Regions from separate parts of the Mus musculus genome. Here region 1 is linked to region 2. A link is a contact called in ENCODE POLR2A ChIA-PET data. All regions are on one chromosome and are shown on one strand. Each heading gives the region's core, a stretch centred on a gene start or an enhancer-like site at or near the end of the contact. The rest is flanking DNA. Distances are from core to core; before and after follow the strand shown.

Region 1 (7,491 bases), core at 4,143-6,642, 310 kb before region 2:
GCTCTGTGACCCTGGATTTAGTCTTCCATCTTTGTTACTATGGCACCTGGCCTCCCTCAGTGACCACTTCTCAAAGATCCCTGACAGAGCACTGCTGCTGTCCACAGCTTGGGGACTAGCCAGGGCAGCTTCAGACTGCAGCAGGCCTGACTTCAGTTTCTTCCCTGAGCCATACTCACCACCCCCCTGCCCCTCCCCTGGAGGGGTGGTCACTCATTTGTCCTGGGATACCGTATCCAGGATCATTGATATGGTTCGTGCCAGGTTGGCTCTGCAGCCCTGCACACTGCATCACTAGGAGCATTTGGTCACAGTTCCTTGTCCCTGTAGTGTCACTCGAAACTACCTGGACTGGCTGACATCCATCCCATGGGGCCGGCAGAGTGATGAGAACTTGGACTTGGCTCGGGCCCAGGCTGTGCTGGAGGAGGACCACTACGGCATGGAGGATGTGAAGAAGCGTGTCCTGGTGAGGCTCATAGCATGTGCACGACCATACTGCCCAGGGCAGGTTGCCTCATTTTGTCCTTATTCCTCCCAGTAGAGAACCAGTAAGCTATCCACTGGGACTCACAATGGCCCTGGTGGATGAGTGGCAGAAGCTTGGTGTACTGTACTGGGTGGGGGTTGTTGTGACAAGTTATGCTTTGGGCCAGGCTATGGAAGAGGGGCCCCTAACATGATTAACACCGCCAACTCCAGCCTGACTTCAGCCCAGGGAAGCCACACGCTCCTGCAGCCACAGCTCCAGTCATCCCAGCCTTTGTGACCCCGTGAAGCTGCTGGATGATAGCCCCTTGGTCTTTGCTCTGGGGGTCTGCATCCTATGCACTGAGCCATCTTGGCTTCCACAGGAGTTCATTGCAGTCAGCCAGCTCAGAGGCTCCACACAAGGCAAGATCCTCTGCTTCCACGGCCCACCGGGGGTGGGCAAGACCAGCATTGCACGCTCCATTGCCCGTGCCCTTGGCCGAGAATACTTCCGTTTCAGTGTTGGTGGCATGACAGATGTGGCAGAAATCAAGGGGCACAGGTAGGTAGGCTGGGCCTGCAACCCACCTGACTGGGCAAACACAGTGTGACCCAGTCTACAACCGTGCTCCTGTTCTCTTCAGGAAGATTGGGGTTTGGACTGGGCAGAGTAGAGTATGCCAGGCCTGGGTGTCCATGTGGTTGGGTGGGACAAGGAGGTACACTAGTTGTTGGTCAGCCTGGTCTTTGTTTTGCTTCTTGAGACTTGTTATGTAGCCTTTGCTATCATGGAATGCCCTAAGTGGACTGGTTTGGCCTTGAATTCAGAGATCCTCCTACCTCTTCCAAGTGTGGGATTAAAGACATGCACCTGAACTTCATCCCCTAGCATACAGCTAGTGGGGGATCCTGGATGTGAGGAGTAGCCAGCTTGCAAGAGTGTGGGAGGTGCTGGGCATGGTGGTGCACACCTTTAATCCCAGCACTTGGGAGGCAGAGGCAGGCGGATTTCTGAGTTCGAGGCCAGCCTGGTCTACAGAGTAAGTTCCAGGACAGCCAGGGCTACACAGAGAAACCCTGTCTCAAAAAAACAAAACAAAACAAACAGAGTGTGGGAGGCATGGGAGCCTAGCAGGCTTTGAGTTGAGCAGAGACCAAGCTGAGTGCAGCAGACAGATGCCTTCATTATAGGCCTGTGGTTGTTCCAGGTCCCAGTGTGGAAAGAGGCTCTGTAGACAGAGGCCGGCTGCTAAGGTAGTCCTATAGTCTAACACTACAGGAAGTGCCTGGCCTGGTCAGAGCAGGTAGCCTCACAGTGCCTCATTTACCATCCCAGCACTCAGGGTTAGGCAGGCCACACACACCGTGCTCTAGAGCGCTAGCCCACCTGGACTACTTAAGATCCTGCTTGGGAAACAAAAGAGCAGAGCTCCCATGGCTCCCACTCCCCTAGACCCTGCCCAGCACCATGGACCAGAGTCTCACTGCTCCCCTAGCTGCCTGGTCCCTGTCCCATGTACCTGTACTGTCCATTCAGTTCCCTCTGGCCTATTTCAGCCTTGTCTTCTCTGTACCTTTCCTGTCATCTCATGCACCTGTTCCCAAGCTTAGATGACATCCTTGTTCATCCCTTGCTGTCTGCCCTACTGAGCCTGAGTGTGGGTCCATGCCCCTGTGAAGATTCATCCAGGCCAACCCCCACCTCTCAGTGCATAGGGAAGTGAGGTGGGCATAACTGCAGACTGTGTGGCCAAGTGCTGGCTAAAGGAGAGCATTGGGTAACTACCCTGTGTGAGGTCAGAACGGCTTCCAAGTGGGCCATGTGGTGGTATCAGCACACTGACCCATACTGAGTGTTGCCTCCCACAGGCGTACCTACGTGGGGGCCATGCCTGGGAAGATCATCCAGTGTCTGAAGAAGACCAAGACAGAGAACCCGCTAGTGCTCATTGATGAGGTGGGGTAGGCTCTGGGGACAGGAGGGACAGTTCACTGCACAGCTTATCCTGTAGTGTTGGAGCCAGGTATAGTTTGTCCTATGGCGCCTGCCTTTCCCAATTCAGGTGGACAAGATTGGCCGAGGCTACCAAGGGGACCCGTCATCAGCACTGCTGGAGTTGCTGGACCCTGAGCAGAATGCCAACTTCCTGGACCACTACCTGGATGTGCCAGTGGATCTGTCCAAGGTGAGTGTGACTCATGTGGCTAGGTGCTAGTGCTATGGGAGAGGGGACACCCAGCTTCCAGCATCCTGTGCCCCCCTTGTCACCCAGGTGCTATTCATCTGCACGGCCAATGTCATTGACACCATCCCAGAACCACTGAGGGACCGCATGGAGATGATCAATGTGTCTGGCTATGTAGCACAGGAGAAGCTGGCCATCGCAGAGGTATGTGGGGTTCTGTGGGGTGGAGGGGCACCAGATCAGACTTGGCTCTCACAATAGTCTTGAGTGCCTGGCAGGTGATGGGCAAAGATCTCAGGTGAGCACAGCCTAGGGTGACACTTTGGGGCCTATCGTCTTCAGGACAGGGCTGTGATTCTCTACTCTGTGCTTCTGAGAAGGGAGGGCTGGGTTGGTGCAGTGGGTGAGGAGATTAGGACCCTAGGGCACCAGGAACAACATGGTGGGTGAGGACAACAGGCATTGCTGACAGCTGCTCCCCACAGCGGTACCTGGTGCCACAGGCCCGCACCCTGTGTGGCCTAGATGAGAGCAAGGCCCAGCTGTCAGCAGCAGTGCTCACACTGCTCATCAAGCAATACTGCAGGGAGAGTGGTGTGCGCAACCTACAGAAGCAGGTGGAGAAGGTAAGCCCGCCCACGGGCCCACCCACTACACAGGGCATGCCTCTGCCTAGCAAATGCCCACCTACACCCACCCACCCACCCACTTCAGGTGCTGCGCAAGGCTGCATACAAGATCGTAAGTGGGGAGGCCCAGACAGTACAGGTGACACCTGAGAACCTACAAGACTTTGTTGGGAAGCCTGTGTTCACAGTGGAGCGCATGTACGAAGTCACACCTCCTGGCGTGGTCATGGGTTTGGCCTGGACTGCCATGGGTGAGCATAGCACCCACATCTTTCTGCCTGGCCAGCTGGCTGCTACAAATGTAAATAAAGACGGGGCCTGGATAGATAATGCAGGCTACCAGTGCTATGGAGTCTTCAAGTGCAGAATTGGAGTGTAAGGAACAAATTTAGCCTTTTCCACCTTCCAGGGGGCTCTACATTGTTTGTGGAGACATCTTTGAGGCGGCCCCAGCCTAGTGGCAGCAAGGAGGACAAGGATGGCAGCCTAGAGGTGACAGGTCAGCTGGGAGATGTGATGAAAGAGAGTGCCCGCATAGCCTACACCTATGCTCGTGCCTTCCTGATGGAGCAGGACCCTGAAAATGACTTCCTAGTCACCTCACACATCCACCTGCATGTGCCTGAGGTAGGCCCATCATTCACCCCCCCCCCCCATAGCACCCATCAGCGCAGCAACTCACCACTGCCTCTCCCCACAGGGTGCTACCCCCAAGGATGGTCCCAGCGCAGGCTGTACTATTGTCACTGCACTGCTGTCCCTGGCTCTGGGCCAGCCAGTGTTGCAGAACCTGGCTATGACTGGGGAGGTCTCCCTCACTGGCAAGGTGTTGCCTGTGGGTGGCATCAAGGAGAAGACCATTGCGGTGAGTGTCTGCCGCCTGTACCCCTGACCACCTCAGGGTGGAAGAGCACCCAGCTGACACATCTTTCCACAGGCTAAGCGTGCAGGTGTGACCTGCATCATTCTGCCTGCTGAGAACAGAAAGGACTACTCGGATTTAGCTCCTTTTATCACAGAGGGCCTTGAAGTTCACTTCGTGGAACACTATCGGGACATATTCCCCATTGCCTTCCCCCGGCGAGAGCACAGGGAGGCACTGGCCGTGGAGAGATGACACAGGGGCCTGGGACTAAATAAATCATGGTGTGGCGGAGCCACGAGCACAGCTGTAGAATCATGAATAAAGAAAACCTTTCCAAAAGCCCTAAGCCTGAGTCTCAGTGTCGCCGTGAGCTCACACATACACAAAACTGTAGGAACCATCTTTTATTGGGGGAGGGTTCATCAATCCTTCTTGGCCGCCGCCTTCCTCATGGCTGCCAGCACGTTGCTCAGCTCCTCCCGCTTTCTCTTGGCGCGGATGTGCGTGCCCACCTGCGAGGAGTAGTCGCATGTCACCCAGGGCCACTGCAGCCAGCCACACCCCCACCCGTGCTCGGTGCAGCACGCTGCCTACCCTCTTCTTGATGAACTTGAGTGCGCGCTTGTCCTTGGACACTTTGAGCAACTCCATGGCTCGCCGCTCGTAGGGTGCGAAGCCGCACACCTCCCGGATCATGTCCCGCACGAACTTGGTGTGTTTGGTGAGGCGCTGCGAGCACAGCCCCGAGGTCACGAACCCCAAAATGGGCCTTACAGGGGGCCGAACGCAACAGCCCACCGACCGACTCCCAGTCTCAGACGCCCAATCAACGACCGGGCCCACGAACCACTCAGACCTTCCCATTCCAACGACACAGAATCTACGCAGGTGTCGATATTCACTTCTTCACCCCCGTCCCCATCTCTGACGAGGCGGTCGCGTCCCCAGCACTCACCCCGCGTCGCCGGCTGTGTCTCGGCTTACTGACGTTTTTCGTCACCTTGTGGCCCTTGTTGAGGCCCACGGCCATGGGGTAGCGCAGAGCCATGGCTGTGGGCAGCGGGGACAAGACAGCGGCTGAGACACGGTACCTCGGCCCGCGCCCGCCCGCATGCCGGCCCGCAGGGACTCCCCATGGGGCCGGGATGCCCGATGGGGGCAGATGAGCCCCGACGAGGCCCACTTACCTGATGCTCTCCGATGGCGGCCGGGACAGGAAGAACGGCACCGCGCAGAATCCTGGGATATATGCCACTTGCAGGCCTTTCCGGCTAGAGAGACAGGCGCGCTGCGGGCGACCTCTGGTGGCCGGAGGTTCTACGGCACCCGTGAGACCTCGGCTTGGGAATCATCCCTTAGGTTAGGAGTTGGAATGCTGCCTCACACTGTTGTTAGCTGTTGAAGTAATTTAATCTCTGACAATAAAAGTGCTTTTGAGGGGAATGGGCTCTGTAGAGATGTCTCAGAGGTTAAGAGCCCTGTCTGCTCTTCCAGAGGTCCTGATTTCAATTCTCAGTTAACCACATGGTGGCTAATAACCATCTATAATGAGATCTGGTGCCCTCATTTTGCCTGATGGTACACATGCAGGGAGACCGCTGTATACATAATAACTAATTAAATAAACAAATCTTTTTAAAAATGACTTTAAAGAGTGCTTTTAAAATTTTTTGTTTGTGTCGGGCGTGGTGGCGCACACCTTTAATCCAGCACTTGGGAGGCAGAGGCAGGCGAATTTCTGAGTTCGAGGCCAGCCTGGTCTACAGAGTGAGTTCCAGGACAGCCAGGGCTACACAGAGAAACCCTGTCTCGAAAGAGAGAGAGCATGTGCCACTACAAACTTGCAGAGGTCAGAAGTCAGTTTACAGAACTCCGTTTGCCTTCGTCATGGAGGGTTCCGGATCCAACAGATCAATAGATCTGTCACAACAGTCACAACAAATCTGTCCGGATCAATAGACTGATCCTTATGAACTGTTTCGTTGAAGGAGTTTCGCGTCCCCTGGAGGCCTTGGGGTAGAGAGGGCTGCAAATTATCTAGAATCACAGGCTGTGCCCCCTCACTCCTCTCCTTCCTCACTTTTTTTCTGTGAGCTATGGTCTCGTGCAGCCCAGGCTGTCCTGATAATGACAGGCGTGTAACACCCAAGTGCTCCAGCAGCTGAGCTGTACTTGAGCCTCCTCCTCTCCTGCCTCAGCTTCCCACACTCCACGCTCTGTCAGCCTGAGGAATTCCAACAGTAGAGAACATAAGAGAATCCAACTCTCATTACGAAGCAGGGCATGGATGTACCAGGATGCAGTACTCTGGAGGGAGCAGAGGGCAAAACTCGTCAGCAGCACAAGTACTTGGATAAGAGTGGGAGGGGCCAACCCAGATAGGCGGGGCCTGTGGGTAGCATCACCCTGGGATGGAGCTAAGGCCCTCGTGGGGATCCTCAGCCTGCGTGCCAAGAGGGTCCACTCTGGTACCCTAGGGTGGCTGTGCTGATGATCAGGCCTGAGAAGAGTCCAAAGAAGGTAGGAATAGGTCCTAGAACACAGGAGGGAGAGGAAACTTGAGCAGGAGCCGGGGCGAGGCAAAGCTGGGCAGGGGCGGAGCTTAAGACAGAAAGAGGGAATGGAGGAGAGGGGGCGGAGCCAATCTGGGCAGGGGCGGGGTCTTTTACGCAAGAGGGAGGGGAAATGAGCAGGACCTGCTGTCCAAACCAAGGTGGGGGTGGGGTGGGGTGGTAGAACACAGCAGGGGCTGGACTTGAATGCAGGAGGGAGGCTAAACTTGAGTGGGAGCTGAGGGCAGAGACCAAGAAGGGCAAGGGCGGGGCCTAGTATCCAAGAGGCAAGCCTCTGGCCCATGGGGAGTAGGTATTTCTTGATGCCCAGGGCGCCATCCTCCAATGTCCCCCTATATTTGCAGGTACACAGAGTATTTTGCTGTATCTCTATCACTGCAGTTTCTGTTAACAAGCACACACTGAAAGGTATATTCCTGTTGACATTTAGCCAGGGAAGAAACAGCCTCAGGTCTGGAACAAGTTATAAGGAAGTTGGATGAAGAAAGTGCTCTCAAGTTCTCCCATTCTTCCCTCCCACTCACACTCACTTCCTACCCCCATCCCAGCCCTGCACCCACACACAGGGAGGCTCGCCTTCCGTGTGTGAGCCTTAGTGGGACATAATGAAGATGTCCTGCTGCCAACATCCTTCCTTCTTCCTCAGACCACTCACTCTGGTCATTCTGGGAGTGGGGGGAAAACAAAGCCCTGGGCCCCTTAAAGGGTCCTCCAGGAGCCAGTCCAAACTGCCCAGTCTGCTCAGCTTTGTCCCAGGTCCTGGGCCT
Region 2 (7,199 bases), core at 1,397-3,896:
AAACCTGGCAAATCGACTTTGGCCCCTTCTCTGCTGGCAGCAGTGCACTCAGCGCCAAATGGGCCTCACAGGCGCTTGCCCCACCCGAGACCCCAATGCTAGCACAGGCAACTCTCAGTACCTCTAGACACCAATAAAAGATAGCCCAGCTAGAGGACAAGGATAAGATGCCCCAAGTGCGGGCAACTGGGCTGCAAAGATGACTGGAGAGGTGTAACACGGGTTTAGGCACCAAGAAGGGCCACTGGCCCCATTTTCCCCACAAGCCTAGACTAATCAAATGGATCCTCGGGGGAGGGGTGTGTGTGTTGCTGTCTTATGGAAACAAGCTGCAGGCAATCAGGGTGGATCTCAAAAGTAAAACCTGGTCCCCTCTTACTGCCGACACGTGAAGACTGTTAAACACATTCCAAGCAGAAACTACCTTGGGGCCCTCTATGGCCACTTCAAACTATCTCAAGAAAGATAACGTTTAGGAGAGAGTTTAAAAGATAATAAAGAGTACCAGGCTTCAAAGCACGAGGCCAGCTGGCCAGCTGCTGAGGAGGCCTGCCTTTGTTCGCCCCCTCCTCCTCCCCAGCAGCTGAGGCATCTCCTTCCAGGAGGGGGGCGGGAACTGACTGGCGACTTGAGGGGGGGCGCGGGCCTATTGCTTGGTGGCTTTGAGAAGCAGGGTGCTTGGAACAAAGCTCAGAGGGTGGATGAATGGAAAGGCGCCAGTGGCCCCCTTACCTGTTTGCCCCTATAAAAGAGTCTCTGTAGTTGGGGTTCCACGTGAAACACTTCCTCAATCTTTTTCCTCAGCTCCTGCACCTTGGTCAACCTGGACAGAGAGTTCACGGTGTGGGTCTCCTTCCCATCCATAGTTCGAACCTGGATCCACATGATGCCGATGTACTGGAGAGAGAGAGAGAGGGAGACAGAGGGAGACCCCCCCCTCCAGTCAGTGGGGCCTGCCAGGAAGGAGGAGGGGAAGTAGAGTACCCTCGCCCCGTTACATCGGATTGAGCAAAGGAAGCAACTCCCACGATCAATCTCCTGTAGTCCTGGCCTCCTACATAGGGCAAGACCCCACCCTGGGAGGACCAGGTGGCATAAATTAGGCACTTAAAAGTTTTAATAACCGGCGAGTGGGGACACTTGAATGTGAATTGCCAAAACACTCTGGGTGATCCAAGAACATCCATCCACCACGCTTCCAATGAGGGAAGAGGGAAAAAATGTCCATGGCGGGATAAAGACCCTGGTCGGGCTGAAAAGTGCCAGCAGCTACTCATTCATTCATTCATTCATTCATTCATTCATTCATTCCACGTAGTCTTAAGTCCCAGTAACTGGAACTCGCCAACTCCGAAGCGGACTGGAACCTCTCAAGTCCCAGGAGGGAGAACTCGGTCACAGAAGGCAGGGGCCCCCGCGCACGCACACACACACACACACACACACACACCACTCAGGACTCCCCCAAAGTTCCAGACCCGTGCCTCCCGCGCGCGTACTTAGAGCAAGACACCCCCCCGCCGTGGCCATGGCAACCGGCAGTCCGGGCCGGGCCACCCGTTAGCGCGCGCTTGTGGCCACAAACTCACCTGAACCCCACCCACAGCTGGCTGCCCTAACTTCCCCTCGGGACACAGACCCTGGCCTCCCGGAAAGGCGCTTTAAAGACCCGGGAGGCACAGAGCCCACGCCCACATCCGCCGCCGCCGCCCAGGCCAGACCCCTGGAGCCCCGCCGTTTAAGTTCCGCCCTTCCCGGAGAGCTCGCTGCTGATTGGCTCCTCCCGGGCTACGTGCCCCGCCCTCCTCGCATGCGATTGGCCTAGATGACCTCGGAGACGCCTGGGCGCGCGAAACCCGACTCGGGCGCGACAATTGAATCTCGGGGAGTGTCCGCTCTTAGGCGTGGAGCCGCGTGCACTTCCCCGCCGGACCCCACGCGTTTCCCGCGAACTTTAGCGGCACCCAGGAGAGTGAAAAACCAGGTGCAGCGTGGAGGATTCCTCTCAAGTTGCCCCTCAACGGATGCAGAAGCACGCATGCGCAGTGGCTGTGCAATGCCCCGAGCCACGCGCGGGAAACTTATGCCAAGTTTTCGGGTCTAACCGTGTGCACAGGGCCGGAGAGGGAGGCTCAGCGTGGAGGACACAACTCGGATTCCTCTTACAAGAGGTGTGGAACCCACGCGTGGGCAATGGCCCTCTGCAGATCTCACCCCACGCGCGGGAAAGTTTTGCAAAGCTCCCCCCCACGACCCGGGCCGTCAACGTAGTGCGCCTGACCAGTAAGAGGGCTAAGCGTAGAAGACACCCATCGGATCCCCTGAAGCAAGCCCCCGCAGCCTTGTGTGAGAAGGGTTCCTTTCAGTTTTGCGTGGTGCCCCGCGTGCCACTGTGTGCATAGAACGCGCTCTTCCACTCACCTCTCTCACGGCGGCGATCCGCACTCTCCTCTCCCTTGGAACGCCTGGTTCTAGGCTAGGGCTCTGCGGCTGGGTGACCCAGAAGGGAGCCGCGTGAGTGGCTGAAGACCCAAGTGAGCACTAGAGCGCGGGTTCCTTCCAGCTGCTAGGACTTTTTTTCCCGCGAAAACTCAGGGCGTTTTTATTAGTGTGCACAGGCTGCTGCGGGAGACTTCCACCCCAATTGGGTGGGGAGGGCTCTTGATTCCTGATTGGCTGGCGCTGTGGCGGGAAGCGAGAAAGCAAGTGGGGCGTCCGCATGACTAAGGATCTACCCCACCCCCGGCTCCGCCCAACGGGCCATGGACTTTCCCTGCCGGCTATGCTCACTTTACCAAGAAGGCCCAGTTCCCCCACCATGTAAACCTCATAGCATTCCTGGGAGAGGAGAAAGGGACACCACCACCACCCCGAGACTTCTGACCACACTACATGTCTATTCCTTCTGAGCTGGACAAACTTTGACCTCTTAATCTAAGCAACCCTGAATCTATATTCATATCCCCTAGGGGAACTTGAGGGGTGCCTCCCCACCAGATACCCTGCACCCCATGTCAGGTCTGAGCTCATTGAGTAACAGAACACTACAGATGGTCTCTCATGCTACCCATCCGCAGGGCTTCTTTTCCTGCCTGGTTTCCCCACCCCCACCCTGCCGGTCAGCAAGCTGTCCAGGCGTGCAGGGCCTCCCTGCCCCCTCCACCCCGGCGGCCTGCTCTGTTCTAACCATTCTTGGCGGACACTTGGCGCGCGCTGGGCATCTGTGCAATAACTAGTGGATAGAGAAACCAGAGTTAGGGGGCCCAACTGCTTGTGAGGCACACCCTCCCCTCCAGCATTTGCCATCTCTGGGAAAGCAAATCCTGACCTAGAAAACAGTGGAGAAGAAAATAATGAACATAGAGGACAATTCCAGGTACATCCACAAGTCATGAGGTCAGAAGTGACCAGTGGCCACGTGGGGGCTGGGACAGAGGCACTTCCGGCTGAGGAAGCCAAGGACACATGAGGTATAAAGAAGGCTTAGAGGGGAAGGCAGGAGGAGGCACCTGGACTGGAACAAGTAAGGCATCAGAGGCCGAGTGAAGGACGTTGGTTTTAAAGGTCCTTAGCAGAAAGACTTCCAATTTTTGTTTAACTGTGTTTGTTTTTTAAAAGAGTCTCACATAGCCCAGGCTAGCCTTCAACTTGCTCTGTAGCTGAAGATGACTTAGAACTCCAGAGCCTCTTGCCTCCATCTTGCTAGTTCTGGGCTAACAGGTATTGCACTAACCCCAGACCATTTGTGGGGCTCGGTAGAAGTTGTCCCTCCAAAGATGTTTCAAGTATCTTTCCGTGAGCCCCAAAGGTCTCCAGGCCCTCACCTCTCACCTCCAAGAGCTGGGAAAACAGGGATTTCTAATGGTAAGGAAAGATTTCCCAGATGGTCATTAGCCTCCTGACACCCTCCTGGCACTCAGGCACTTGGAAAGTAAAGCCAGGAGGATCAGGGGTCGAAATCCATCCCTAGCATGGGCTACAAAGACCATCTCAAAAAAATGCATGTAACAAAGATAATTAACATTAAAGGTCAAGGCGAGGGGCTGGAGAGATGGCTCAGCAGTTAAGAGCACTGGCTCCTCTTCCAAAGGTCATGAGTTCAATTCCCAGCAACCACATGGTGGCTCACAACCATCTGTAATTGGGTCTAATGCCCTCTTCTGGTGTATCTGAAGACAGCAACAGTATACTCATATAAACATAAAATAAATATTAAAAAAAAAAGTCAGTGGGGCTGGTGAGATGGCTCAGTGGGTAAGAGCACCCGACTGCTCTTCCGAAGGTCAGGAGTTCAAATCCCAGCAACCACATGGTGGCTCACAACCATCCGATCACGAGATCTGACTCCCTCTTCTGGAGTGTCTGAAGACAACTACATAGTGTACTTACATATAATAAATAAATAAATCTTAAAAAAAAAAAAAAAAAAAAAGTCAGGGTGAGCCTGGCATTGGTGGCGCACACCTTTAATCCCAGCACTTGGGAGGCAGAGGCAGGCAGATTTCTGAGTTTGAGGCCAGCCTGGTCTACAGAATGAGTTCCAGGACAGTCAGGACTACACAGAGAAACCCTGTCTCAAAAAAGAAAAAAAAAAAAAAAAAAAAAAAAAAAGCTTCACTGGTAAAGGTGCTTGCAACCAAGACTGAAAACCTGGCTCAATCACCGGGCATGACACACACAGTGGAAGAAAACTGACTTCTATGAGCTCCAACTTTCATGTGCATGTGGCCGCACACACAATAAACAAGGTGACGTGATGTCACTGTTTATGAAAACAATTGAACAAGACCCAGACCACAATGAACAGGATCTGCCATGGAGCATCAGGACATCTGGTTTAGGCTTTAGTGTCCTGAAACTCGCTATATACCCCAGCTGACCCCAAACTTAGCAGTCCTACTGCCTCACAGTGTTGGAATTAAAGGCATACTAGTTCTTTTACTTTAAGGGTCACACAAAGTTGCCCAGGCCAGCCTCGAACTGTTTTGAGCTTCCTGCATTGGCCTCCTAAGTTGCTGTGGTGACAAGCCTGAAGCTCCAGGCCCAGGTTTGTTGTGGATAACCTTGGGGCTAATTATATTCGACATTAATTCTGTTCTCCTGTGAGTGGCTGAGAAGGAGGAACTAGTCAACACTCAGGTGATTTCCTATAAACCTGCTTCCCACCTTAATTTGTAAAATAAAGGAGAGCTGATAATTGGGCAGATAAAAAGGGGAGGTAGAGCAGAAGGTAGGAGAGAGAAGGAGAAAATGGAAGAGGGAGAGGACGCAGAGGAGGAGGAAGAAGAAGAAAAGTGGAGCAGAAGCACATGGCCTGGAGAAACCCCAAGTTCTAAGGGGTCTCATAAACTGTGGGAGATGGTAGTGTAGCAGTAGATCTGTCCAATCTAGGCGCACAACTTGTATTCATACGAATTGAGTGAAGTTTTCATTGCCGGGGCATATTTGGGAGGAGATTTACTGCAACACAGATTGGAGGGTTCTGGTTTGCTATATGTCCTAGTATGCTAGAATCAGGACTGGGGTGTGGGTGGTCCTGGAGATGAGGGAAAAGGACCAGGGATTCAGGTCATCCTTGAATACAGAAGAAGCTCAAGGCCCAGGCTAGCAGAGCACCTGTCCCCTTTCCGGAACATTGGGTGGAGCGATGTCACAGAGGACACCACAGCTGCAGAACCCAGGGGAATCTGGATGATACTCGGGGGATGGGGAGGATGAGTCTCCCCCGCCCAATCTCCCATGTCTGTGGTGAAGTCCATCGAGGTAGTGCTGCCCCAAGATGCGGTCTACCTGGCCGGCTCTATCATAGACGGGCAGGTGGTCCTCACCCTCAACAGTACCCTCGTGGACCCCGTCGTGAAGGTGGAGCTTGTCGGTAGGGGTTACGTTGAGTGGAACGAAGAAATTGGAGAGACCCGTGATTATAGTAGAGATGTTATTTGCAATAATAAGGCAGATTACGTACATAAAACAAAAACATTCCCAATAAAAGGTAAGCATTCGGCCTGGGGTGGGAAAGTAAATCCATCTACTGGTCAATCAACAATCTCTTAGGAATATCATGCGAGTTAGAGATAGGCAGAGGGAAGTTATGTTAAATAATAACCGATGTGAAGAGTTGAGAACCAATCTGGACAGGGACATTCAAAATGAACTTCCAAAGATCCCTGGGAAGTACTGTATTCAGTCTGCAAATGGTGGTGAAAGCCCTCTAAGTCAGCATTTTTATTAGCTTACACAAACTTCTCCCTCTGGTATTGAGACTTGAAGGTCACAGGAGAAAAGGGGAGGACAGAGAATGAGGGACAAAAGTTCTCAATCCGGCCAGCACAACTCTGACATTACATCACCCTGAGCGCCCTGGGAGTGCTGTCTCCCTCCCAGATTGTGTTATGGGGTTGTTGTGGGTGTTCAAAGGATTTCCAACTTTGGTATTTTGTTTTAAAATGGTCTCTCTGTGTAGCCCTGGCTGTCCTCTCTGTAGCCCAGGTTGGCCTCGAACTCAGATCAAACTGCCTCTCAGAGGGCTGGGGTTAAAAGTTTGTGCACCCCCCATTTTGTTGTTAATATGTTATATTAATTTTTATATGCATGACTATTTTGTCTATGTGTCTGTCTGTCTGTACCATATGTGTGCCTGGTGCCAAAGGAGGTCAGAAAAATGCATCAGATGCTCAGAAACTGGAGTTACAGCTGCTGTGAGAAGCCGCCATGTGGGTGCTGGGAACTGAACCCAGGTCCTCTTCGAGAGCAGCCAGTGCCCTCAATGCTGAGCTGCCTCTCCAGCCTCTTGTTTTGGTTGTAAGAAAGGGTCTTATTCCAAGTGTCAGGAGTGGTTTTTTTTTCATTGAAAGATCTAATACCTGGGAACAGTAGCACTTTGGAGGCTGAGGCAGTAGGATTCCTGACAGTTTGGGACCAGTCTATGGCACAGAGCCCTAGGTTCCAGCTCCAGCACCATGTAAGCCAGGCGTACCTGTCACTCAGCATTGGAGGTAGAGACAGGAGAGTTGGATCAGAAGGGCAGGTCTTCCTACGCAGGGAGTTCCAAGCCAGCCAAGCTTGTCTTGAAAGATAGCACAGGGCTGGAGAAATGGCTCAGTGGTTAAGAGCACCAGCTGCTCTTCCGAAGGTCCTGAGTTCAAATCCCAGCAATCACATGGTGGCTCACAACCATCCATAATGAGATCTGACGCCCT

What was found. ChIA-PET counts read pairs that join two places held with the same protein, here RNA polymerase II (POLR2A).
Region 1: POLR2A ChIA-PET joins it to region 2 with 16 read pairs in embryonic stem cell. The contact joins the promoter of Rpl36 here to the promoter of Uhrf1 in region 2. POLR2A ChIA-PET finds 5 or more read pairs at or near these places in 4 of 5 experiments (Patski and embryonic stem cell).

What each region holds. Positions count from the first base shown.
Region 1 is chr17:56,611,296-56,618,786 of GRCm38, reverse strand. Rpl36 (ribosomal protein L36) reads right to left here and starts at 5,392. Exons shown (of 4, transcript NM_018730.3): 1 at 5,339-5,392; 2 at 5,107-5,201; 3 at 4,746-4,880; 4 at 4,541-4,663. The coding sequence starts at 5,199. The coding sequence ends at 4,574. Lonp1 (lon peptidase 1, mitochondrial) reads left to right here. Exons shown (of 18, transcript NM_028782.2): 9 at 331-469; 10 at 855-1,033; 11 at 2,341-2,428; 12 at 2,535-2,657; 13 at 2,745-2,861; 14 at 3,143-3,283; 15 at 3,372-3,537; 16 at 3,696-3,913; 17 at 3,987-4,151; 18 at 4,224-4,490. The coding sequence ends at 4,403.
Region 2 is chr17:56,298,784-56,305,982 of GRCm38, reverse strand. It overlaps Uhrf1 (ubiquitin-like, containing PHD and RING finger domains, 1), which reads right to left and starts at 2,646. Exons shown (of 17, transcript NM_010931.3): 1 at 2,422-2,646; 2 at 733-897. The coding sequence starts at 885. Arrdc5 (arrestin domain containing 5) reads left to right here and starts at 5,697. Exons shown (of 3, transcript NM_029799.1): 1 at 5,697-5,992. The coding sequence starts at 5,740.